Regions from separate parts of the Homo sapiens genome. Here region 2 is linked to region 1. A link is an interaction called in ENCODE POLR2A ChIA-PET data of the cell type or tissue named here. Cell type or tissue: MCF 10A. All regions are shown on one strand. Each heading gives the region's core, and the rest is flanking DNA. Links, peaks and the distances in the headings are about the cores only. Region 1 has its middle 75 kb from the start of ALDH7A1. Region 2 holds the start of LOC124901056 (a long non-coding RNA gene).

Evidence for each region. ChIA-PET counts read pairs that join two places held together with the same protein. Peaks named below come from ENCODE experiments on the same cell type or tissue, not always from the same donor. Only the 100,000 strongest peaks of a DNase experiment are listed, where the experiment ranks them.
Region 2: POLR2A ChIA-PET joins it to region 1 with 21 read pairs; 4 of 35 experiments call an interaction of 5 or more read pairs at or near these places.

Annotation. Positions count from the first base shown.
Region 1 is chr5:126,513,608-126,525,957 of GRCh38, forward strand. No RefSeq gene overlaps it. Among named protein-coding and RNA genes, the nearest start is that of ALDH7A1, 75 kb to the right of the region's middle. In MCF 10A, for the core only: no CTCF peak of the experiment used is centred there; DNase peaks (open chromatin) are centred at 2,754 and 5,844.
Region 2 is chr5:126,361,704-126,374,053 of GRCh38, forward strand. LOC124901056 (a long non-coding RNA gene) reads right to left here and starts at 8,595. Exons shown (of 9, transcript XR_007058919.1): 1 at 6,977-8,595. It also overlaps a transcript of GRAMD2B not described here. RefSeq lists enhancers at 5,706-6,447, 6,448-7,188, 9,304-9,828, 9,829-10,352. In MCF 10A, for the core only: a CTCF peak has its summit at 9,873; a DNase peak (open chromatin) is centred at 6,898.

The DNA of each region.
Region 1 (12,350 bases), core at 2,378-10,377:
AAGCATAAGTGTTTCCCTGAGTTCTGCAAGCCACTCCAGCAAATTAATCGAACACAAAGAAGGGCCTAGGGAACTCCAATTTAAAGGCAATTGGTCAGAAGTTCCAGAGGCTCAGACTTGGGACTGGTGTCTAAGGGGGAAACAGTCTGAAACTATCTCCGAGTAGACAGTGTTGGAATTGAATTGAAGGACACCCAGCTGGTATCTGCTGCCGAATTGATTGCTTGCTCACTGGTGCAGAGAAATCCCCACATATTTTTAGGGTCACAGAAGTCTTTTGCGTTGATGTTGTGTGAGAGAGAGGGGAAGAAAACACTGTTGGAGTTTTTTCCAAAACAGCCTTGTTATGAATAACATGTCTGTTTTTGTTACCAGAAAGGGGTCCTGACCCTGACCCCAAAAGAGGGTTCTTGGACCTCACACAAGAAAGAATTCGAGGCAAGTCCATAAAGTGAAAGCAAGTTTTTTAAGAAAGTAAAGGAATAAAAGAATGGCTACTCCATAGGCAGAGCATTGAAATGGGCTGCCTAAGTATACATATACTTATTTCTTGATTATATGCTAAACAAGGGGTGGATTATTCATGAGTTTTCAGGAAAAGGGGTGGGCAATTCCTGGAATTGAGAGTTCCTCCCCTTGTAGACCATATAGGGAAACTTCCTGTCGTTGCCATGGCATTTGTAAAATGTCATGGCACTGGTGGGAGTGTCTTTTAGCATGCTAATGCATTATTTTTAGCATATTATGAGCAGTCAGGATGACCAAAGGTCACTTTCCTCATCATCTTGGTTTTGGTGGGTTTTGGCCAGCCTCTTTATCGCAACCTGTTTTATCAGCAAGGCGTTTGTGACCTGTACTTGTGCCGACCTCCTATCTCACCCAGTGACTAAGAATGCCTAACTTCCTGGGGATGCAGCCCAGCAGGTCTCAGCCTTATTTTACCCAGCCCCTATTCAAGGTGGAGTTGCTCTTGTTCAGACGTCTCTGACATTTTCAATGAAAGTCTTTGAGTTTCTCCGTCAACTTAGCTGGTAGTTACCGTCCCCAACCCTGACTGACCAAAAAGCATCAGGAAGGAATCCACCTGTATGGATGGTCTACAAGGGTTGTATTGTGGGCTTCAATTACATAATCACAATGTGAAAGTCTAAGAGATTTTAGTGCTTACAGACCCAGGAAGGAACATGGCACTCCTGGAGGCCACACGGAAGAAAGCCTTAGGGAGCATAGACAGGAAGAGAGAAGAGAAAACAAAGTGGTGGCAACCAGCAATGTATATAAGGGAATAGGGTGTGGGTCACTTTAACTTGACAGACAAATAAATGGTCCCTTTAAAGGAAGAGGAGGGATCGTGGGGAGCCCAGTCTGCTAGGCAGGAGAGACGCCTCTATGTTCTTATCTCTGGCCACCAGCTTGAGGCATTGGGACATGATATAGAACTGGCAACTGCATCACAGGTGACTGAGCCCTGTCTCGGCACAAGAAAGCCAAACTACATTCGAAATGGATGCGGAGGCAACATAGAATTATAAGCATTCACTACAACATCGTTGACCTTTATCACTCTGGAGGTGTTCTGGAGCTGTTTCAAGAACCAAGAACCAAAGGCTAAATATTTTAATTAAAGATACTCCTATTTCTCTAATCATTTAAGAAATTACAAGGATTATGGGTGCTGGGAGCCAGGTACCATGGACAAAACCTATACATATATTTCATATCTCAGGGATCATGATATACCATCCCAAAATATACTACTTTGGCATAAAAACTATTTTGAGCTAAAAGCATTTGAGCTGCTGAAATCCCTGATCTCCCTAAAAGCATCTCAAAAGAACTCAATCTCAAATCTCCTCCCCTGGGAGCAATTTTAATCTTTTCTGAGATAAGAAGTCCAGACAGAGGCATGATTAGAGGATTGGGACACTTTCACAAGACTATTGTATCTCCCATCTATTCTCCCAAGGGCCCACTTATCTTTCCAAAAAGTCATTTGTTTTTCCCCAAGTGCCCTTTCTCCCCTTCCCTTTTCTCTACTAAGATAGGTATATATAAACCCCCACATCTAACCACTTATATGAGCTTTTTACTTTTTTCTATAAGGCCCTCTGTGCACATAAAATTAACATCAATAAAATCGATATATGTTTTCTCCTGCTAATCTGTCTTTTGTCAGTTTAACTCACAGGCCCCAGCCACTAAATTTAAGAGAATAGAGGAACAGTTTCTTCTTTTTTACAATACTAAGTTTGTGGAAATGTGAACCATTTGTGCCATTAACCTTTTAGAACAACGAGAAGAATTTTGCATTTTCTTTGACTCATACATCTTATGAAAATTTCCAAAAACATAAGAAATAAAAAAGAATTTTGTATTCTTAGGTCAGATCTGGCCAAGCCAAAGAACCTTGATATTCTTGATATTTCCAGAAGTCCTGAAAGAAGGAATATACCAGTGAAGACGATGCTCCCAAACCCAATGACTTTTGTAAGCTGGAAGGCAAATTTTTCAAGTTTGAGAGCATGGATTCTGGAGCCCAAGTCTCTGGATTCATTTTTTTTTTTTTTTTCTGTGACTTACTAATAGTGAGGTTTGACAAAGTTTCCTAAGTTTTTAAGCATTAGTCACATCACCTGCAATGAGAATAATGACTTAAAATTCTGCAGGCTTGTTGGGATAATTGAATGAGATAATAAACACAGTAGAGCACAGTGATGCAGTAACAGTGTTGTTATGTGCCCAGGGCAGCTGCTGCTGGTAGCATCGCTGGAAGAGAGCCAGAACTTCACTTACAATGAACATTATACACATACACATTCCCTCTTTAGGGGGATTTCTTACTTGGTTAAGGATCACTTGTGTTGGAGATGAGCACCTCATAATTGAATGGAATTAACAACAAACCTGCAGTTTCTTCTCATGATCGACAAATTATATGAACATTATGTTATTCATACAAATGGTAACAAGAACTTGTTACAAAGCCTTGTTTATACAACCCCACCTTCAGGGCACACAAAAATCTGGTAAAAAAAAAAAAAGTCCAGACACAAATTTGTATTAACATTTTACAGATGAAGAAGATAAATTCCAAAAAGCTAAATGACTTTCCCAAGGGACTAAATTGTAGGGGAACACACTTAAATCCAGGTGTTCTGATTCAAAATCCCAGCACCTTCCTACTATATACCTCATGAATGTCCTAAATACAGTGTAATCCTTTGAGGAACCTTATAACTAGTAGAAGAAAATATTAATTCCAAAGACTCCTGAAATTAAAATAATTGTAGATTACATGTTATATTCCATTAACCAGCAAACATCACAAACAAGCTATTACATAGACATTATTGGCACAATACTTCTTTAAATAACTCAGTTTGCTTTTTTTGTTAAGTATATCACAGCTCAAGAATTTAAATTTTGCCTTAGGTTATGCAAAGCCTGCTCTGGGAACTTTGAAATAAGATTGATTTTTATCTTGTTTGGAATGACTTGCCTTTGCTTAAGGGCAAAGCTTTGGACTCAACAGCCTTTCAAAATCAGTTTTTATTCTATGATTCTATGACTTTTAATGACACCTAAAATTGAAATTAGTTGTAAGACCAGCATTTGTGATTACAATTTTGCCACTAATAACTTGCATCAGTATGAAGAACTTTAATCAACATGTTGTAAAACAAAAATAAAATTCTGAGACCCCCCCAACCAACTGAATGGGCTCCTCCTCTCAGCTGAGGGCATTCTCTATTTTTTTTTTTTTTTTTTTTTGAGATGGAGTCTCGCTCTGCCGCCCAAGCTGGAGTGCAGTGGTGCAATCTCGGCTTACTGCAACCTCTACCTCCCAGGTTCAAGCAATTCTCTGCATCAGCCTCCCGAGTAGCTGGGATTACAGGTGCCTGCCACCACACTGGGCTAAATTTTGCATTTTCAGTAGAGACGGGGTTTCACCATCTTGGCCAGGCTGGTCTTGAACTCCTGACCTCATGATCCACCCGCCTCGGCCTCCAAAGTGCTGGGATTACAGGCATGAGCCACCACGCCTGACCTGCTAAGGGCATTCTAAAGTAAACCCTGGGCCCAGTGCTATTAAAAAGAAACAATAATAATCTCAATTATCCCACATTCTGAGCTCAGAAGTCGGTCTGGGCTGGGTGTGGTGGCTCATGCCTGTAATACCAGCACTTTGGGAGGACGAGACAGGTGGATCACCTGAGGTCAGGTGTTCGAGACCAGCCTGGCCAACATAATTATACCCTGTCTCTACTAAAAATACAAAAGTTAGCCAGGTATGATGGCAGGCACCTGTAATCTCAGCTACTTGGGAGGCTGAGGCAGGAGAATCACTTGAACCCAGGAGGCGGAGGTTGCAGTGAGCTGAGATCATGCCACTGCACTCCAGCCTGAGCAACAAGAGCAAAACTCCATCTCGAAAATAAAAAATAAAAAGTAAACCCGAAACGTAGTTCATGCCATGACATGAGTGAGTTGTCTGACATGCCTCATTATGCCCTCCTCCCACTGGAATTCAGGCACAGCTGACTAGTATTAATATTAAGATAGACCTTAACACTGACAAAACAGAGTCTTTGTAGCAATAAGATATCAACATGACAGATAGGCTCTGAAAGAAATCAAAGTATTTTACCCCAAAATATATTTCTTTGACATATTTTGAAATGGTCCTGCAAAGCTGTCTCTTGTGGAGAATATCCACTTTCTGAAGAGAATCCTTTTCCCTTTCTAGGTCTTTTTCCTAATCCAGGACAAAATTAACTAAGAGTCTGGTACCTTTTTAAGCCTGAAAAGAAATAGCTACAATCTATTCTCTCTGAAGCCTGCTACCTGGAAGCTTCATCTACATAATAAGAACCTTGGTCTTCACAGCCCCTTATCTCAACCCAGACACTCCCTTCTATTGATTCCAGGTCTTTAATCAAAAAATCTTTAAATCCACCTGTGACCTAGAAGCCCCCACTTCAAGTTGTCCCACCTCTCTGGACTGAACCAATGTACATCCTACCTGTATTGATTGATGTCTTATGTCTCCCTAAAATGTATAAAACCAAGCTGTAGGCTGGGTGTGGTGGCTCACGCTTGTAATCCCAACACTTTGGGAGGCTGAGGCAGGCAGATCACCTGAGGTCAGGAGTTCGAGACCAGCCTGGCCAACATGGCGGAACGCTGTCTCTATTAAAAATACAAAAATTAGCCAGGTATGGTGATGAGCGCCTGTAATCCCAGCTACTTGAGAGGCTGAGGCAGGAGAATTGTTTGAACCCAGGAGGTGGAGTTTGCAGTGAGCTTAGATTGTGCCACTTCACTCCAGCCTGGGTGGCAGAGCGAGACTCCGTCTCAAAAAACAAACAAAAAAAAAACAAGCTGTAGCCCAGCCACCTTGGGCACATGTTCTCAGGGTCTCCTGGGATTGTGTCGCAGGCCATTGGTCACTCATATTTGGCCCAGAATAAATCTTTTCAAATATTTTGCAGTGTTTGACTCTTTGTTGACAAGGTAAGGCTGCTATTAAGGGGGAAAAAAATTTATCCCAAAGTTAACTGATAAAAATTAATTGATGTCCACATGGTATTTTGAAACAACTGTTTTTCTGGATTTTAGGAAAATGTAAATCAATAATGTATTACTGCTATTGAATTTCTCAAATGCCTCTGGTCCTAACACATAAGAGTCAAACTTCCAGAATCTATTTGAAACACCCAAGGCATTTTGTTTTGAGCTTTAACTTTTTTTTTTTTTTTTTTTTTTTTTAGACAGAGTTTTGCTCTTGTTGTCCGGGCTGGAATGCAATGGCATGATCTCAGCTCACCGCAACCTCCGCCCCGCCTCCCAGGTTCAAGTGATTCTCCTGCCTCAGCCTGCCAAGTAGATAGGATTACAGGCATGTGCCACCACACCTGGCTAATTTTGTATTTTTAGTAGAGACAGGGTTTCTTCATGTTGGTCAGGCTGGTCTTGAACTCCTGACCTCAGGTGATCTGCTCACCTCAGCCTCCCAAAGTACTGGGGTTACAGGTGTGAGCCACCATGCCCGGCCGAGCTTTAACATTTTTAATTCTCCCAGGTAGCCATGAAATTCCTCCTTTGTTCCATTAGTGTCCACCTACTTCTATACAATTTATTCACATCACCTCAAATATCGAGATTTCAACCCTCCAGGATTCTCAAGCAACCAGACTCCTGCAGAACCTGATAGTTAAGGGAAAAAGAAGAAAACATCATTGGTGATAAAGGAACTTGTAAGGCAAAAGTAAATCAAACAACTATAAAGAGAAGTGCCAGAAAGACTAACTAGAAACACAACTTTTGGAGATTTGCCAAAAAAAAAAAGCATTCTGCTTTTCTGATGACCAAGCCTGATTCTTTGTATGAAGGCTACTAAAGCAAAGGAGAAACAAGATCATAAGAGAAAAACAGCAGAAGAGGTAAGAAACAGCTGCTGCCGTGCAGAGGAAAAACACTGACAGGCAGGGAGCCCAGCAGCATTCATTTAGACAGCAGAAAAGAGAACAGAGCTGCTTTCCTGAGGGATCATTCTCACTTCTACCCACCCTGCAAGCACCAACACAAGACCACTCCGTGTGGGGGCTGCCCTGAAGCTGGCACAAGGCCTGGAGGCCAACTAGTCCCACTGACACCTTTGGGAATGATCAGGATCAGAATATGCCACCCCAAAATATGCCACTTTGGCAAAGGATTGTGTTGAGCTGAAGGCAATTGAGAAATAACAGACTGCTGAAAAAGCTCTCTACCCTCCCCCATCTGCCTAAAAGCAGGACATAAATTTCTCTTTGTGAAGGCACTTTTCTCTCCTCTCCCATACCAGGAAAAAGAAACAATTCTTATCACTGGAGATGCACTGGCTTGAATCTGCATAAATAAACCTTGCTGAAATAACCCTTATCTTTCATTACCCATATATTTACCTTCCCACAAGGTACGGTGCCTAGGAGATCCAACTTCTCCACAAATTTATCATCCTTTGTTAAAATGCTATATAAGTCTTTGGTCACCTCTTTGGGGTTTTCATTTAATTTCTGTGAGGCCCCATTATGCATATTAAATAAATCTTTTTCTCCTGTTAATCTGTCTTTTGTTGGTTCAATTTGCAAGACCCCAGACACTAAATCTAGGAGAGTAGAAGACAGAGATTTTTTTCCTTCCCCTCTAGGGGAAAGGCACAACAACCCAAGGAGAGCCATTCAGTACTGATCACATCCTGTGTCTTTGATAGTAACTAAAATTTGTTGAGCACTTATTAAGTGCCAAATCCAGCTCTAATTACTTTATATCTTTTACTCATTTAATTCTACCTAGGGGGTAGGTACAATTATTAGCGCCCACTGTTAGATTAGGTCCTCCAAGAAGCAAATGCCTAGATGAGAATAAAGATGTCTGAATTTTTTTCCAGCTGGAAAATAAGTAAAATGAAAGTATAAATATATTTATAATAAAAAATTATTTGTTCTTTATCTGAAATTCAAATTTCACTGGACATCCTGATGCTTGTTTGTTTCTAAACTGACAACTCTGTCTTAGGAGAAATCCTTGAGTGAGAGAAAATAGGGAAAGAGCTGGCTAGGCTTGGAGAGCCCTCAGGCCATGATGCAGGTCTAATCCCAGTGAGGAGACAGGGAGAGAAGGTAGGGTGGAAACAAGATAAAGCTTTTGTTAGAAAAGCCATCAAGGAGTCCACAAGCCAAAGTGGCAATCAAAGGAGCTCTGTGTGGCCCAGGATTGGGTGTGCCTTAGTATCCTTGATGCACTCAGTTGGCCAGAAGCAGCCAGGCAGGCCCTTCCACACAGTGATAGATTTAGAGCACAGCAGCTGGGGCCCTTAGTCAATTATACTCCCTGTAGTTGAAGATTTGCAAAGCACATTCTAGTGACCACCACACATTCCCATTTTGTAGGTGGTGGAACTGAGTCACAGAGAAATAAAGTAACTTATCAAAAGTCAGGGCTAGTCAATAGCAGAACCAGGATTTGGTGCTTTGGTTCCAGAAGCCTTGCTTCTGACCACTATGCTAAGCTGTGTCCTGTCTAAACCCACATCTTCTGCACCTCCAGAAACTGAAGTTCACAGAAGTGTCCTTAACAAAGGACTGTACAGTGTACAGTGTAGCACTGTATACCAAGTGCTACACTTGGTATACAGTGTGTAAGAAAAGGAAGTCTGCAACGTGTTTACAGATGACCAAAATTAGATCAATTTCCAAGTCTAGTAACTACAAAGCACTCTGAAAAAAATTACATATCCAGACTGACTTCTATTTATTTGTTTATTTAAAGAGACAGGGTCTTTCTCTGTCACCCAGACAGGAATGCAGTGGCTCAATCCTAACTCACTGCACCCTCGAACTTCTCAGCTCAAGCAAAATCCTCCCACCTCAGCTTCTCAAGATAAATCCTCCCACCTCAGCCTCTCAAGCAGCGGGGACTACAGGTGCATGCCACCAGGCCTGGCTAATTTTTTCTTTTTTTCAATTTTTTGTAGAGATGGGAGTTTCTCCATGTTGTCCAAGCTGGTCTTGAACTCTTGGCCTCAAGTGATCCTCCCACTCCAGCCTCCTAAAGTACTGGGATTACAGCCATGAGCCACCACACCTAGCCCAGACTGACTTCTGAGCTCAGAATGTGGGATAATTGAGATTATTATTGTTTCTTTTTAATAGCACAACATCAGTAAACTCTACTATTTCATCAGGTCCCTCCAATCTTATAATACCTGAAATGTATTTTCACCATCTGGAACCAAGGGAGGCCAAAATCAAAATGAGAAACCAGGTAAATAATACTGGGGGTCATTTCTTATTAGGCTGGGAATCATGTCCTAATACCATTAATTTGCTTCCTAAAGATAAACATTCACAGAAAAAGTCTCCTTTTCAGAGAAGGGAATAGAAAATTGAAATTCCTAGGAACAAAAGCTCTGCACAAGGCTGCCCAGGACCTTTCAATAGGCCTCAGAGGCTGGACCAGGTCCTTCTACCACTTGCCTCTGGCCCCAGCTCTTGAGGACAGCATAGGCACTGTTAGCCCCAGCAGCACAGTGACCTTCATCTAATTCTCTCTCAAGCCAGGACCTGCCCAGCTAGCACCCATTGCCCTGGAACCAAAGATATCAGGGACCATTTCAAATCAGTTATCATTTGAATCTCGCACAAAGCAGTTTTAGGGGTCTAAACTTTCAATTGCTTAATAATCTCCTGAGAGTACATGTATTAAAGTGCTTAAGATTCCAAAGGTCAGTAAAAACTCCAAGGATTTTTTTTTTTTTTTAGACTGAGTTTCACTCTTATTGCCCAGGCTAGAGTGCAATGGCGTGATCTCGACTCACCGCAACCTCCGCCTCCCAGGTTCAAGCGATTCTCCTGCCTCAGCCTCCCAAGTAGCTGGGATTACAGGCATGCACCACCACACCCAGCTAATTTTGTATTTTCAGTAGAGACGGGGTTTCTCCATGTTGGTCAGGCTGGTCTCAAACTCCCGACCTCAGGTGATCCGCCCGCCTCGGCCTCCCAAAGTGCTGGGATCACAGGCATGAGCCACCATGCCTGGCCCCAAGGATTTTTTTTTAATGACAACTTTACTCTTGTGCCAGTGAGCATTGTTTCGAAGTTAGTGCAATTAAATAAAATCTCCCGTGCTTTTGGAAGCCATTCTGTGGAGAAAATCTAAGCCCTGACTTCCATCCATTCATTCAAATGCTGTACCCAAGAACACCTATGTTTACTTGCAGCCTCCGTAGATCCTGATTCACATATGGCAGTTTTTCCATCCTCTCTCTGTGCATCAGACTTGCGTAAGTAAAATACATTTCATGTGTCTTTCTCCCTCTACATGTGACAACTATGTTTATTCAAAGAAAATCTATTAAAAGTAATATCTATTTGTATTCTTTTTTTTTTTTTTTTTTTTCCGCTCTGCTACTCAGGCTGGAGGGCTGGAGGACAGTGGAGCCATCTTGGCTCACTGCAACCTCTGCCTCCCGGGTTCAAGCAATTCTCCTGCCTCAGCTTCCGGAGTAGCAGGGATTACAGGTATGCACCACCAGCTAATTTTTGTATTTTTCGTACAGATAAGGTTTCACCATGTTGGCCAGGTTGGTCTCAAACTCCTGACCCCAGGTGATCCACCCGCCTCGGCCTCTCAAAGTGCTGGGATTACAGGGCCGCTGCGCCCAGCCTATTTGCATTCCATTGATTCCTTGTTTTATATTTCAGAAAACCAACTGCCCAGTGTAACAGTCCCAAATCTTCTAAATCTCAGACTGGCCTAATTTTGCAGTGGATAGAAAGGCTGCTACCACCACCGATAACAACAACACACACACACACACACACCACAAACATAGAATGTTCTGGGCTCATGGGACTGCAGCTACAGCCAGCTGTCACATACCAGATCTTAGGTTTTATGGTGAAGTGCATCAAGTGGGGAATTCAAGCTGGGTGCGGATTGAGGTGGTTTTTCCCTCAGATTGGGTGTGTGAGACTCTGGAGGTGTCTGCTCACGCTTAATCGAGCGAAGCTTTTCAGTACACAAATCTGAAAAGAATTTCTCCGAGACCCCTATAAGCCATGGAAAATTACCCATCATGTCTAAAGTGGTCCCTGGCTTGTTCTGTTTATTTGCTCTGTCTTGGGTAAGCCTGTTATCAAGCACCACTGAAAATATGCCAAAGCATTCTTGCTGTACTTGACTCTCAAAACATTAATTTCTCACTTGAGCCTACGAAGTTTGACTTGGCAGGACTGGATATTGTGATTCTCAATGTTAAAACTCTAAAAGCAACTCATGTCTCAGCACTGGGATGTGCTACACTCCCTGTGGTCATTCAGAAATGTCAACTGAAAACAGCGATAGTGACCAAAAAGAGCATATAGTGAGGCAGGAAACAAAGTATCTTCCCCAGATCCCCCTCATCCACCAGCTGCAGGGCAGAGAGGCACATCAACATCAGCGCCTGGAGAAACCAAAGTATCATTCTGGCTAAATACTAAGCTAAGTTATGTCAGATTCTGAAGAAAATAAGAGTAGGTACATAATGTGATTTGTAAGGTGTCATAGTTTAATTAATGACATTAACATTGTGTACAAATTAGATTTTATCTTCTGCCAGGGCTTCAGAAAGAACAGCAGACAAGCCGGTAACAAGAAAGAATCTTTTCCTGCCACAGAAATGTCCATTTCTGGCATTTTTTTTACTCAGTCCCAGGGGAACTGCTTTTAAAGATGCATATATAGAGAAGTGGCAGTTTTTTTTCTGTTTCCAATTTACCTCATGTAGTAGGAATAGAAAGTCTAGTTCTGTCCTACAAAGGCAGTAAGAGAATAGTTAGCAATAAACAGTTATTGTTGGACCAGGTGCGGTGGCTCACGCCTGTAATCCCAGCACTTTGGGAGGCCAAGGCAGGCAGATCACCTGAGGTCAGGAGTCCAGACCAGCTTGGCCAACATGGTGAAACCCGGCCTCTACTAAAAATTAAAAAAAAAAAAAAAAATTAGCCAGGTGTGGTGGTGCATGCCTGTAACCCCAGCTACTCAGGAGGTTGAGGCAGGAGAATTATTTGAAATCAGTAGGCAGAGGTTGCAGTGAGCCAAGATTGCGCCATTGCACGCCAGCCTAGGCAACAGAGGGAGACTCTCTCAAAAAAACAAAACAAAACAAAACCCAGTTATTGTTTATTTAACAGTTTTATCTATAATAGGGTCAGCTGGTAGGGACACTTGACATATCAAAAGGACTAAGTACCCAATATACATGTATTGGCAATTAAGGAAAGTTACAAATCACCAAGTACCTAGAATTATTCCATTTTAAATATTTTTTTTTCTTTAAAATAATAGTAAAGACAAGGTCTCACTATGTTTCCCAGGCTGTTCTTGAACTCCTGAGCTCAAGTGATCCTCCCATCTCAACCTCCCAAAGTTCTAGGATTACAGGTATGAGCCATCATGCTGGGCCTCCATTTTTTTTAATTACATAAATAATTAATTTCCTCATAAGACAGAATTTCAACTCTCTTCCAAAATCTACAAAAGTGTGTGGCAGTGAGACAGCCAAGTAAAAAGTTTCTGCCCCCTGGCAGAAACTTCAACCAGCCTGCACACTGGGAGGATGGGGTGGAGCCTCAGGAAGTTCATGTCATTTGCAGGTGGGAGGAGCCTGGCCTCTCCTGTTCCAGGGTGGAACCCGGGATTCAGTCCGTGAGGCAGGAAGCCAACTAGCAGGACTTCTGCTTTGCTGAGAGTCCCTGTTTCCTGTTTTTTCCCTTTTTTGCCTAATAAATTCAATTTTTCTCAAACCTTCGAAGTGTCTGCAAGCC
Region 2 (12,350 bases), core at 3,000-10,999, 150 kb before region 1:
GTCACCAAACCCTACCTCACGCTATAGAGTTTTCACAGGTGCTTTGGGCAGAGGTCCCATTCTAACTCTAATTTACCAAAAATCTCAAAATGATGTCTTTCCTGTCTGGGTTAATTGCTCACTGTGGCTGTGGAGGAGTTGGTAAGCCTCTATATCTGTGTTTGAGTGTCACAAACTGTGGGACATGAGACCAGTTCGATAGGCACTCTGAGCCTCAGTTCTTCCTCTGCAAAATCAGTGTAATACCTACCTCCCAGAAGCATTCCCAGCAATGCACACAAGCATGTTAAGCCTACCACCATCACCCCAAATGTGGTGACCTTTCAAAAACTCCTTGCCAGTTTGTTACCCAGTTGGGTCTCCTCCTTTGTTTTTTATTACTAGTGGAGAATATTTTTTCATTTGTTATTAGCCACATGCATTTCTTCAGCTATAAATTGCATGTTTATGACCTGACTCACGTGTTAAAAGATCCTATGAGCTCAATTCTGAAGACCAAACGATTTTTTGATCGGGCAGCATCATTTCAGTCACCTCTTCTGAATTTGGCCTGGCCTTGCTACACTTCACTGTTTTAAAAAATTGCAGGATGAATGCTAAATTGAAGAAATATGTATAATCAACAGCAACATAGATACAAACTATTATATAATAGTATATGAGCCTTTCACTTTACCTGTCTTTAATTTCATGCTTTCTAAATAACTTAAGATTTTGTTGACAATCATCATTATTAGTGTTCTTTGTTATTGCCATTATTACAAACAGGTGAAGTAAACAACTACCTAGAAAATTATGATTTCAGGATTATCAGGAAGAATTAAGGAAAAGTACCAAAAGTCCTGGCCTTGGACTTATGTAGACATACATAAAAAAGAATAAAAACACAAGATCTTCAAAAGGAACAGAGATACTCAAAGTCATTAATTCTGAATACATTTCTATGTATATTGTTTAAAATAGTTACCAAGAAATAAACACTAACATTTATGGTTAATTAATTTTCAACAAAATGGGCAAGATAATCCAATGGGAAAAGAATAGCCTTTTCAACAATAGTGCCAGGACAATATTCTAAAGAATGAAATTGGACCCCTACCTTACAACATACACAAATATTAACTCAAAGTAGATCACAGACCTTATATAAGAGCTAAAACTATAAAAATCTTAATAAACATACGAGTAAATAATCATTGGGTTGGGCAATTATTTCTTAGGCCCAACACCAAAATCGCAAGTGATAAAAGAGAAAATTGATAACCTGGACTCTACCAAAATGGAAAACTTTCTTTGGTGCTTCAAAGGACACCATGAAGAAAGTGCAGAGACATCCTATGAAATGATAGAAAATATTTACAAATCATATATTTTAAGGAACTTGTAGCCACAATATATAAAGCATACGAGTCAATAATAAAAAGACAAATAACCCAATTTTAAAACGGGGCAAAGGATTTGAATGGATTTTTCTCCAAAGAGAATACACAAATGGCCAATAAGGACATGCAAAGATGCTCAGCATCATTAGTCATTAGGAAAATGCAAATCAAGACCACAATGCAACGCCACTTCATACCCACTCGAATGGCTATATCAAAAACAAAAAAAAAAGAAGTGTTGGCAAGCATGTGGAGAAACTGGAACTCTCATCCACTGCTGGTCAGAAATGTAAAATGTTACGACCATTTTGGAAAAAAAGTTTGTCAGTTCCTCAAAAAGTTAAATATAGCAATTTCATTCCTAGGTATATAATCAAGGGAATTGAAAACATGTGTTTGCATAAAAACTTGTACACAAATATCCATAATAGCATTATTTTTAATAGCCAAAAAGTAGAAACAATCCAAGTCTCCATCAACTAAATAATGGATAAATACAATGTGGTATATCCATACAATAGAATATTTTTGGTCACAAAATGAGATGAACTTTGAAAACATTGTAGGTGAAAGAAGACAGTCACAAAAGATCACAGATAGTATGATCCCATCTATATATGAAATGTCCAGAATAGGTACTTTTTCTATATATACAGATGAGATATGAATGTCTCATCTCTAAAGAGAGAAAGTAAATTAGTAGGTTAGTGGTTGCTTAGGGCAGAATGGAAGAGGAAAATAGGGAGGATGGGCAGGGACTGCTCTTGGGTACAAGGTTTCTTTTGAGTCATGAAAATGTTCTAAAATTAGATGGTGGTGATGGTTGCACAATTCTGTAAATGTACTAAAGCCACTGAATTGTACACTTCGAACAAGTGAACTTTGTATTATGTAAATTATATCTTAATAAGGCTTTAAAAAAACTCTAAAGTGATAGTTACTTTAAATAAGACCTTATGATTTTATTATAAGTATTGATCAAAATAAATATAAAATTTGCTAAATCCTTATTATGTTCAAGGCAATATTTAAAGTCTTTACAAATACTAGCTATTGTACTTTCTTAACAAACCTATTTGGTAGGTACTATTATTCCCATTTTACAGATTAGGAAACTAAAATATAGAGATTTTCAAATTCCCCAGCTATTAAGTAGCACAGTAAGAATACAAACAGAAAGAGTCTGCATTTTTTAAACAAAGTATGTACTGAGTCTGGATCTAATTGCAAACTATGGGGAGGAAATTCCTGAAATTCAGAAAATTGTGGAAATTTTGAAATATTATAATTAATGATGGAACCTAACACAGCTAATGCCTCAGAGTAAATATCTATCTAATTACTTCACACAATAGCAGTGGAAAATGAAAGTGTAGGTTGTAGGATCGCTTCCCGCTCTTGTCCCGTACAAAGACAACATTTAACACAGATGGTCTGTTGCTGGTACGTTTTCATTCTCTCAAGAGTCACAACAGGGAGGAATTCTACAAAGCAGCATGATGTGAAGAGGATCTAGATTACCAGGTCAGGAGTGGAACATGAATCAGGAGGCAGCCCTAGCTCTGCCACCAACTATTCAAGTGACCTATCCCCACTAGTGATAGATCTATAACAGGAAGTATTTTAAGTACATGCATTCTAAGGTTCCTATTGGCTCTAAAACCTCTCCCTCTATATCCTCTATCATCTAGTTTCTAGACTAATCTCAAAAACATCTTGGCCAGTGGTATGTTCATTCCCAAACAAATCTTTCTGAGATGTTTCATAGAATTCTCCAAACATGTCTTTGATTCTGTTTCCACTACTCTGGCCCCTGGTGCTCCAGGTGTGGGAGGGAACAGAGAAGATGTGTCGGTTTCTCACTTTGAAGGGTAAGGCCTCTTGAAAATAATGACTGTATTTAGTGAATATTGGATATACTTTCAGAATTACCAAATGATTTTGATAATCCTTTAGAGTAAAACATAATTTTGATGATGATAAAATGTTCATTGTGATTATCTCTGGTGGCTGAGGATTACAGATGATATTTTTCTTCTTTATATTTTATTTTCAAAATGTTTGTAATGAGTATACATTTTGTTTTGTAAACTAAAAAAGCAGTATATTTTAAAAACCTTAGTGGCACAAAGTTGTGAATGTAGTTCATGCCACTGAACTATATACTTTAAACTGACTAAAATAGTAAATTTATGTTATGTATCCCTTAGGCCAGTAAAATTAATACAAAAAATAACCTTATGGGGGACGCTAATAATCATACTATCTTCAGAAGTATTTCTCTGAAAATAATTATCAATTTGCATAAAATCAAACAAAGGCAGAATATGCAATAACCACTATGCAATTTGACAGATAATAATGCTATTGAAATCAAGAATGCTGCTTTTTAAAATCTGGTAACTCTGAGGTCAAATGTGTATGTTTTATCAAACACCCAAATGTGAATGTTTAAATGTTTACAGCGGTGTAAGGGAGTCAGCTCATGCTTGCTCAACTGTCAGTTCATTACAGGCTCAATTCCCAAAGTCACGTTCAGTGTATCATGTCAGCAGCTTGAAATCAGCTGTGGTAGGAGTATTTACGCTGTGGAAATTGGCCAGTGCTACAAATCAGAGCTTTTTTTTTTTTTTCCTGGAAAACCGGTTTACCAATGCATCACTGTTTAAATAATAAACATATCAATCAACAGAAAGTTCTGCAAACAAAATTTTTAAAATCAACTATCTCAAATCATTTTATAAATTTAAGCAAATATAGTTAAAAGCACTAAAAAGACTTACCCAAGCTGGTGGATAAACTAGAATAGGAACTTGGGTTTTCAAATTTCTTACCTTTATATCTTAAAGCCCCAAATGCACACAAAAAAAGAAAGATTATCTAAAGTCCAATCTTGCCATGTCTACTTACATGTTTACTGAAGCTGCAAGATCAACTTTCTAATCTTCTGGGGGCAAACTCCCTCTAAAGTCATGAGCTGTGGCAGATAGTAATAGTTCTCTGACAAGGGGATAACATATATCCTTTCTCTGCATCCTCTCAAAGGGTTCACAACTTTGGGAGAGAAATCAACCCCCTCCCCTCTTTATCATAAAAACCGTAGAATAAAGAAGTTTGAAGGAGAGAGGAAGGGACTTAAGATATGCTTTAGCCCATGAATTAGACTGGAATATTCCAAGCTGCTTGGCAAGGTCATTATCACCAGTGTCAACACTCCATGGGCCTAGACTGTCAATGCTTGCCCTCCCTCTAGGATTAGGTCTTCCACAAACCACGTGCAAACACACAGCTGTTGTCCCATTGAGTAAAGCAAATCATATCTTTCACTTATATCATATGACTCCACTCAACATGAGTGAAAGTATGACCAACTCAAAGATCCTAATCTTCATTGTCATTACCATCAGTAGTATTTTCTGAATGCTTACTATGTACAGGCTTCATACTTGAAGTTTACACATATTATATCAAGTCCTCCAAACAATTTTTTGAGATAGATATTATTGTTATTCCCATTTTTACAAAAGCTCAGAGTAGTTAAATCCCTTTCTAAAGTAACAAAGCAATGAAATAATCAAGCCACCCTTTTCCAGGCAACCTGACCCCTAAACTAACACTCTAAACCATGAAATCAAACAGCCAACCACAGGAATGTGGATATATTTAATTTACACCCACACACCGGTTTTCCATACATGGTTATTCCATGTATGGAAATATGGTGACAACTGAAATTCAAGGTGATTTTACCAGACCAAGGCTTTTTTTTTTTTTTTTTTTTCTTTTTGAGATGGAGTCTCGCTCTGTTACCCAAGCTGGAGTGCAGTGGCGCGATCTCGGCTCACAAAAACCTCCGCCTTCCGGATCCAAGCGATTCTTGTGCCTCAGCCTCCAGAGTAGCTGGGATTACAGGCCACGCACCACCACACCTGGCTAATTTTTGTATTTTTAGTAGAGACGGTGGTTTCACCATGTTGGCCAGGCTGGTCTCGAACTCTTTATCTCAGGTGATCCACCCACTTCGGCCTCACAAAGTGCTGGGATTACAGGCGTGAGGCACCACACCCGGCCCAGACCAAGGCTTTTTTTATCCAAATCACAGTACTATGTGCTTAGAGTATACAAGCTAATTGTATTAATAATAGCCTAAACACAGCATAATTTATCAAATAAATCTTAAGGCACAAATATTTCTAACTTCGCTTATTTGTAGAGAAAATCTCGTTTATTTCTAAGTGTAAATTTATATTCCATGGCTCTGGAAAACTCCATTTTGAAGCTCTGTTAATCTGGTGGTTCTGGTTTGATCTTATGTCTCAATATCCAAATCCTACACCTGTAAAAACTGGAGGAGGAGGAGGAGGAGGAGGAGGAGGAGGAGGAGGAAGTAGAGGAAAAGGAGGGAGAGGAGGAAAAGGGGAATATACAGGCATGAATTCCGCACCTCCCATCCATCGAGCCTAGCATCAGTAGGCATATTAGTTTCTTATTTATGGAATCCAGAATGCTCGGATATAATAACCAAAGATTATTATCATCATTGCACAAGACTACATTCTTTGAATTATGGACCTTGTTTCATTGAAGAAAGAAAAAACTCTTATGGCCAAACTTTAATTTGTAGGGCTTAAGCAAAGAAAACTAGAGCTTCAGAAGATTTTCTTTTCTTTTCTTTTCTTTTTTTGATTTGGATTCTCACTCTGTCGCCCAGGCTGGACTGCAGTGGCGCCATCTCGGCTCACTGCGAGCTCCACCTTCCCGGTTCACGCCATTCTCCTGCCTCAGCCTCCTGAGTAGCTGGGACTACAGGCTCCCGCCACCACGCCCGGCTAATTGTTTGTATTTTTAGTAGAGACGGGGTTTCACCGTGTTAGCCAAGATGGTTTCGATCTCCTGACCTCGTGATCTGCCCGCGTCGGCCTCCCAAAGTGCTGGGATTACAGGCGTGAGCCACCGCGCCCGGCCGAGAAGACTTTCAACATTATTTCTCAATTCCCATGGAAGGATATAAAAGAGTCTCTGTGATTTTTATTTTAGTTGTATTTTATTTATTATATATTATTCATTTTGGCCACTGTGCATGTTCCTTTTATAGTTATATTTACATAAACGTCCTATTCCAGTTGTTTATCTTTGACCACCTGGTCTTTGTTTTAATTTGCACACACACAAATGAAAGCTGTGGCACAGGCTAGGAGGGCTTGGGCAGAGGCCATGTCTAAACAGTCAAAGGGCTCAGGCAGTGGCTGTGGATGGCTGCACAGCAGTCAACTGCCATTAATCTTGAAAATAAAGCTGTCAGAATTCACATTTTCTTTCAATGATCATGTACTATCAAAACCTTATTCCTATTTAAACATAAAGTCCAGCTATAACTACTTGCACATTTTGTCAGCTTTATCACAGGCAGCTCATATCAAGAAGTGAAATTCACCGGGCAAGCCCCAGCTGGCTCCAGCCCTCAGACAGGTTTAGGATGCCTCCTCCCACCAGAATCTGTTGTGTTAAAACTTGAATGCCCTGAGGGAGGCAAAAGCATTCCTTTGTTTACCACTCTCTGCTGGCTTCTGTCCCTCCCCCAGGGTTTTACTTACCTTTCCGGTTCCTAAAGGCCTTTGAGTTTGTGACCCCTGCTCTAGACTTTCAGAAAATCTCACCTTTGACACAATTTCTTATAATAAGGATTAACTCAACATCTTACATAAGAGTTCAGCCAATACTGTTTAACTACGTCAGTATGCTTCCCATAGGCTAGTAAATTGCTGCGTAACTGAAATAACCGTAACACCCGGCTGACTGGAGTAATGGGACCAACTCATCTCATTCTGCTTCCAAAGCATCGTGCATATGGCCATCGAGCTCATCTTTCATCATTTTATTTCCATTACCTACAGGATAAAGCTTGAACTAACCACACTGGCATCAAGGTTCCTTCATAATTCAGCCTCCAGATAAATGTTCACTATTCCTCTACTTCACCAACAAACTCTCCACTCTCCACTCTCACACACATACCTGGTCCATGCCCATTTATTTGTTCATGAGCACTACTCCTTTCCCTTTCTGCCTTCCCCATGACCCCACATTGAAACTCAAACCCCACATTTTCCATTAGACTTTTATAAGTCATACCAGTCTCAATTGATTTGCCTCCTTTTAACTGTAAATGCTCAATAAATACTTGTTGAATGAATGAATGAATGAATGAATGAATGAATGAATTCCAGCATGACCACATGCTTACTATTTAATTATGGCCAAGTGGTTTAACCTTTTAAAGATATAGTTTTTTTAATCTATAAAAATGTAATTTGGGCAACGATTAAATGAGATGTTATATACGAAATTATCTAGTAGAGATGCTATATTGACTCAAAAGATATTAGCTAGTACAGAGAGTCAATAAATATTAGCCTAATTCACTGCCTTTCTATCGCTTTTATTTTTAGTTAACTTTTCAGTTATGTAGACTGTTTTTTCCTAGCTTCATTGTTGAAGCAAGGACCCATTTTTTAAAACTTTTTATATCACTCGCTGCAGCTAGCAAAGAGCTTTGCTAATAAATATATATCAGTTGATTGAGTGAGTACGAGGAAAGCTTATCTATTGAAAAATAAGTTCAAAGACTGTTCACTGACACTGGAATTTCCTCCTTTAGAGACATTTTGTTCTAAGTTAGGAATTGCCCCTGTTTAATCCAAACCTGCATGAGACAGAGAGTAACAGACTACATTTCACTGACCATTAACATCTGTGCCAGTAAGAGTTGTCTTTTGTTTACAAGGAGCAGAAACTCCCATGCAGGTTGTTGCTATTGTATGAGGCATGGTGACTGGTTTAATTCAGCAATTTAATATAACAGCTTATTTAATGTCTCCAACATTTCAACTCAATTTCAGCACAGAGATAAGAGAGGAAAGAGAAATATAGACCGTGCTCTGTCAAGGAAGGACAGGGAGGAAAGCTGGGGGCGGTGCACCTTCAGAACTGTAGCATGAGGGCGCTCAGCAGTACTAAGGTGACCACCTGCCCCAGTTTGCCCAGCACTAAAGATTTCCTGGAATTTAGGGCATTCAGTGCTAAAACCAAGAAAACTCAGCAGGAAAATATTGTCCAAAATAATGTAATATCACTGAAAGACTCACTTCAAAAGTGTTCTTAGGGTCAATACAGCATGTAGAGCAGCACAGACCTGTCCCTGCCAGGTTAGCAGTTGGTTAGAGCAAAATGCTAATGAGGCCAAGGCTAAAGGTTTGCTTTGATTTCCCAGGAAACTTTGCTCTCTTCCACAATCAGAAACTGTGTACTTCTCTTAAGCCAGCCATTCTGCAATGTCACTGACTAATCACAAGGGGAACAAGGAGAGAGAGCATAGCTACTGTGGAACAAATCTTTCACTGGTGCTAGTAACGAGGGTGGAGGGACACTGATGTTTTCCTTGTGCATGAACATTTGTCGCATGAAGAAACTCATTTTCTGAACTTATTTGTTAGTAAAATGCATATCTAGGTAACAATAATGACACATAATTGCAAATCTCTACTGCATATTCTCCTACGTATTTCATTCTAATCCTGTGAAATCAGCATAACAGATATCAAACAGAGCAGAACTGGGATCACCTGCAGTTGCCCAGCCAGCAAGCAAGAGACACATTCGAACTCTCGCTTCCTACTGTTTGTTTGTTTGTATTTGTTGTTACTGTTTGGGTACAAGTCACAGCCTCCTATAACCCAGCAAAATATGCAACCTGAATATTGAGACTCCCTTGACTTTGTGTATATCACTTCCATAAGAACTCCAGAACTCTTCAGGTCCCAAGGACCAAGGAATGCAGCCTTAAAACTGCTGTACATCTGCCAAACATTGGCTGCAACACACACAGTGTGCTGGTCATTTCCTGCGTGAGTACAGGCATAAAGCACATCCACATTGCTCACCCTGTTGGTCAGGCTCAGGTGGTTAGAAAAAGCATCCTGCTTTTAATGTTTAGATGCTGCCAGTCTCTGCACCTCATTGTTTTGTTTTGTTTAGGTGTTTACTTTTCCATGCTTTTCTGACTAAATTCAGATTCAGTGGTGTTCATCTTAGTGAACTAAAAGTTGAATTTCCCAAACACATTTATTTCTTTACAGCAAACATAGGTAGGATGAAAACCGCCCTGTGTCACACTGATATGTTAATCATTAACTGACTTTTAAAAACATAGCCTCAGCTAGATTGAGTCACATGAAGAAAGAGCTTCCTGCAATTCAAGGACTGTACAAAGCTGAAACGCAGAGATTTTCATATTATTTGGGAGACTCAGAAATGAGCTTTTAAGGTTGTTCCTTGACTTGCGGGTCAATAAGCGCACAATGGTGAAGAAAAGGCTGCCTTCTAGTGACACGGTGTTCCGGTTTGAGACTCCGGGCAGCCCAAGGAAGGCCAACGTGGAGGCCTCACGCAGCTCCACAGACAGCCCCAGCTCGGTGTTCCTCAGGTGGGTACAGCCTGGGCCTGGCCATCCACGTCTGTCCCCCTGGTGGCCTCAGCTACCCAACTGGTGACCCTTGGAGAGCTCCTTTTTCATTCCTGGAGGTAGGGATCAGCCATGGGAAGAGAAGGTGCAGCCTAGGCATCCTGACCAGTGGATTCGAAGGGGGTATGTAATAAGGGATGGGCTCTTCTGAGCAAATAGAACTATTATTACTATGAAGGAAAAATAATTTTTAGTGCCTTCTTTAGTACTTTCTTAGTACTGGATAACTGGTCACTATGCAATTCCTCAATTCTTGACTCACTCTCAGGTTCATAAGAAGTGAAAACAAATCGTTGAACCCCAAATCGACTTTGGTATCAAAATTACATGAACTATTATTAAAATAATAATTATTAAAATATTAAGATAATTGCCTTCTTTTTGCCTTTCCAATTTAAATTTAAAATAGTAGCAACTGTTCTCTGGTTCAAGTACTTACTGCATAGTGATTTATAGCAGTTTTGGCCAATTTCAGAACATATTCATTTTAGCTATAAACTCATCAGTATCCAAATCAGCACATTAATATCCACATCAACACCACTCTAATAACTACATATTTTTCATGAAAATTTATTTTTCAAATTCTTTATTCATTTTGTCTCATTATATTTATCTAGCAATTTATAGAATGTAGAAATTTAGTATAAGTGGAAATCACATATTCAAAAGAAAGTTTTTCATCCAACTTTCATGTAAACTTTAACGTAGCATTCATGTAAACTTCTCAGAATAACCCCCACACCCAAACTTTACTTTTTGACAGCACCATATCCAGAAATTCAAGAGTTAAATATGATCGTTGTTTTCTTTTTTAAATGGTTTTAAATCATTTACACAAAAAGTACTTTAAATTATAGCTTTCAAAAATTTAATAGAAAACAAAGAAGTTCTATTTTATTTAATTGCATTCACATATCAGAATGCCAGGTTATGAAAATAAATTAAACACTTTTAAAAAGAAGTTTTAGAGACCAAAAAAGTGAATGTGTGCAAATTGTTTTGTAATATATCTATTTTCAAGTTACTTAATTTTTCTATCCATTATTAAAATGAATCTATCTTACTTGTATTAGTAGTTGAGCAAGGGTATAATTCTGTGATTTAAAATGTAAAACTTAGGCAAACAAAGAGAAAAAATAAAAATAAAATAAAATGTAAAACTCATCCATTATTTCCATATTTTGCTGAGCTTCAAGTGCCTCTTGAATTGCTTTGTCTGTGGAATCCATCTCTTAAGTAGACTGTCATGCAAATTCTTCTTTGGAGCTCAAGCTCTAACCAGGAAAAAAATTAAATTAAATCAAAATGTATCAACAAACAAATAAATATTAAAACAAATACAAAATACATAAAGTATAATTGAAACAAAATAAATGTTTTCATAATTATAGATAAATAGAATAAAAGTAAAATAAAACCCACATCAACTTAAATTCAAGCCTCTTGCAAAAAAAGCTCCAGCCTATGTCACCCGCATATTTGAGTATTCAATATCAAATTTCTATGTTAGCATCTGTAAGTGGTTTTTTTAAATGTGTATTAGAACCGACCTAAAAAAATTTAACATATCTCTAAGTAGGTCAGGCATTGAAGGACTTTTAGTCTAGTTGAAAGATCTATTTAATGTATTGTGTAGAAAATCACTGAAAATAATTTGTGGAAGCATTCAGGCACACATTGGTTAAATCTTTGAGATAAAAAAATAAGACCAGGTAAACACTTTCCTTTACCTTCTAAATAAGTATTGAGAATTTATGTGGCTGTTTTAGTATCACATTATCCTTTCAGTGAACTAGAGCTAATAAAATGTACTTGCAGATCAACAAGCCACTTCAAATAGGCACAGATACAATTTACACAGTGTTTGTATTCAATCACTCAATTCAACAAAAGTTTATTGAGTAATTATTATATGCCAGGCTATGTACAAGGCACAGAGGTTACAATCATGAGTGAGATAGACTTAGTCCCTGCTCTCATGGAGATTTAGTTTAATGTTTAAGACAGGCCAAAAAAATGAATGAATGCATATGTGCATACATAAATACATAATTCAAAAATTAATATGTTTTATAGGAAACAAAGCTGAGGCAGACAGTAAGATAGAGAAAACTACTTTGGATGGGGTGGTAAGTAAAGGACTCTCCAAGGAAGTGATATTTAGGCTGACTTAGAACCAGTCATCATAAGACTGAGAAGGAGCGTGGTTGCCCTGCATAGGGAAGATAGGGAAGAAGTCTAGAGGAAACTGCGAAGAGTGGCACCCATGAAATCAGAGAGATAAACAGATGATAAGGGGGGTTAGAGTTCTATTCTAATTGTGGCAGGAAGCCACTGAGGGTTTAGAATAGAAGAGTGTCATAACGTGACATTCACTTTAAAAGAGCACTCTGGCCTACTTGTGGTTGATTTCCAGTTGTCTGAGCATTCAAGCAATGCTGCAT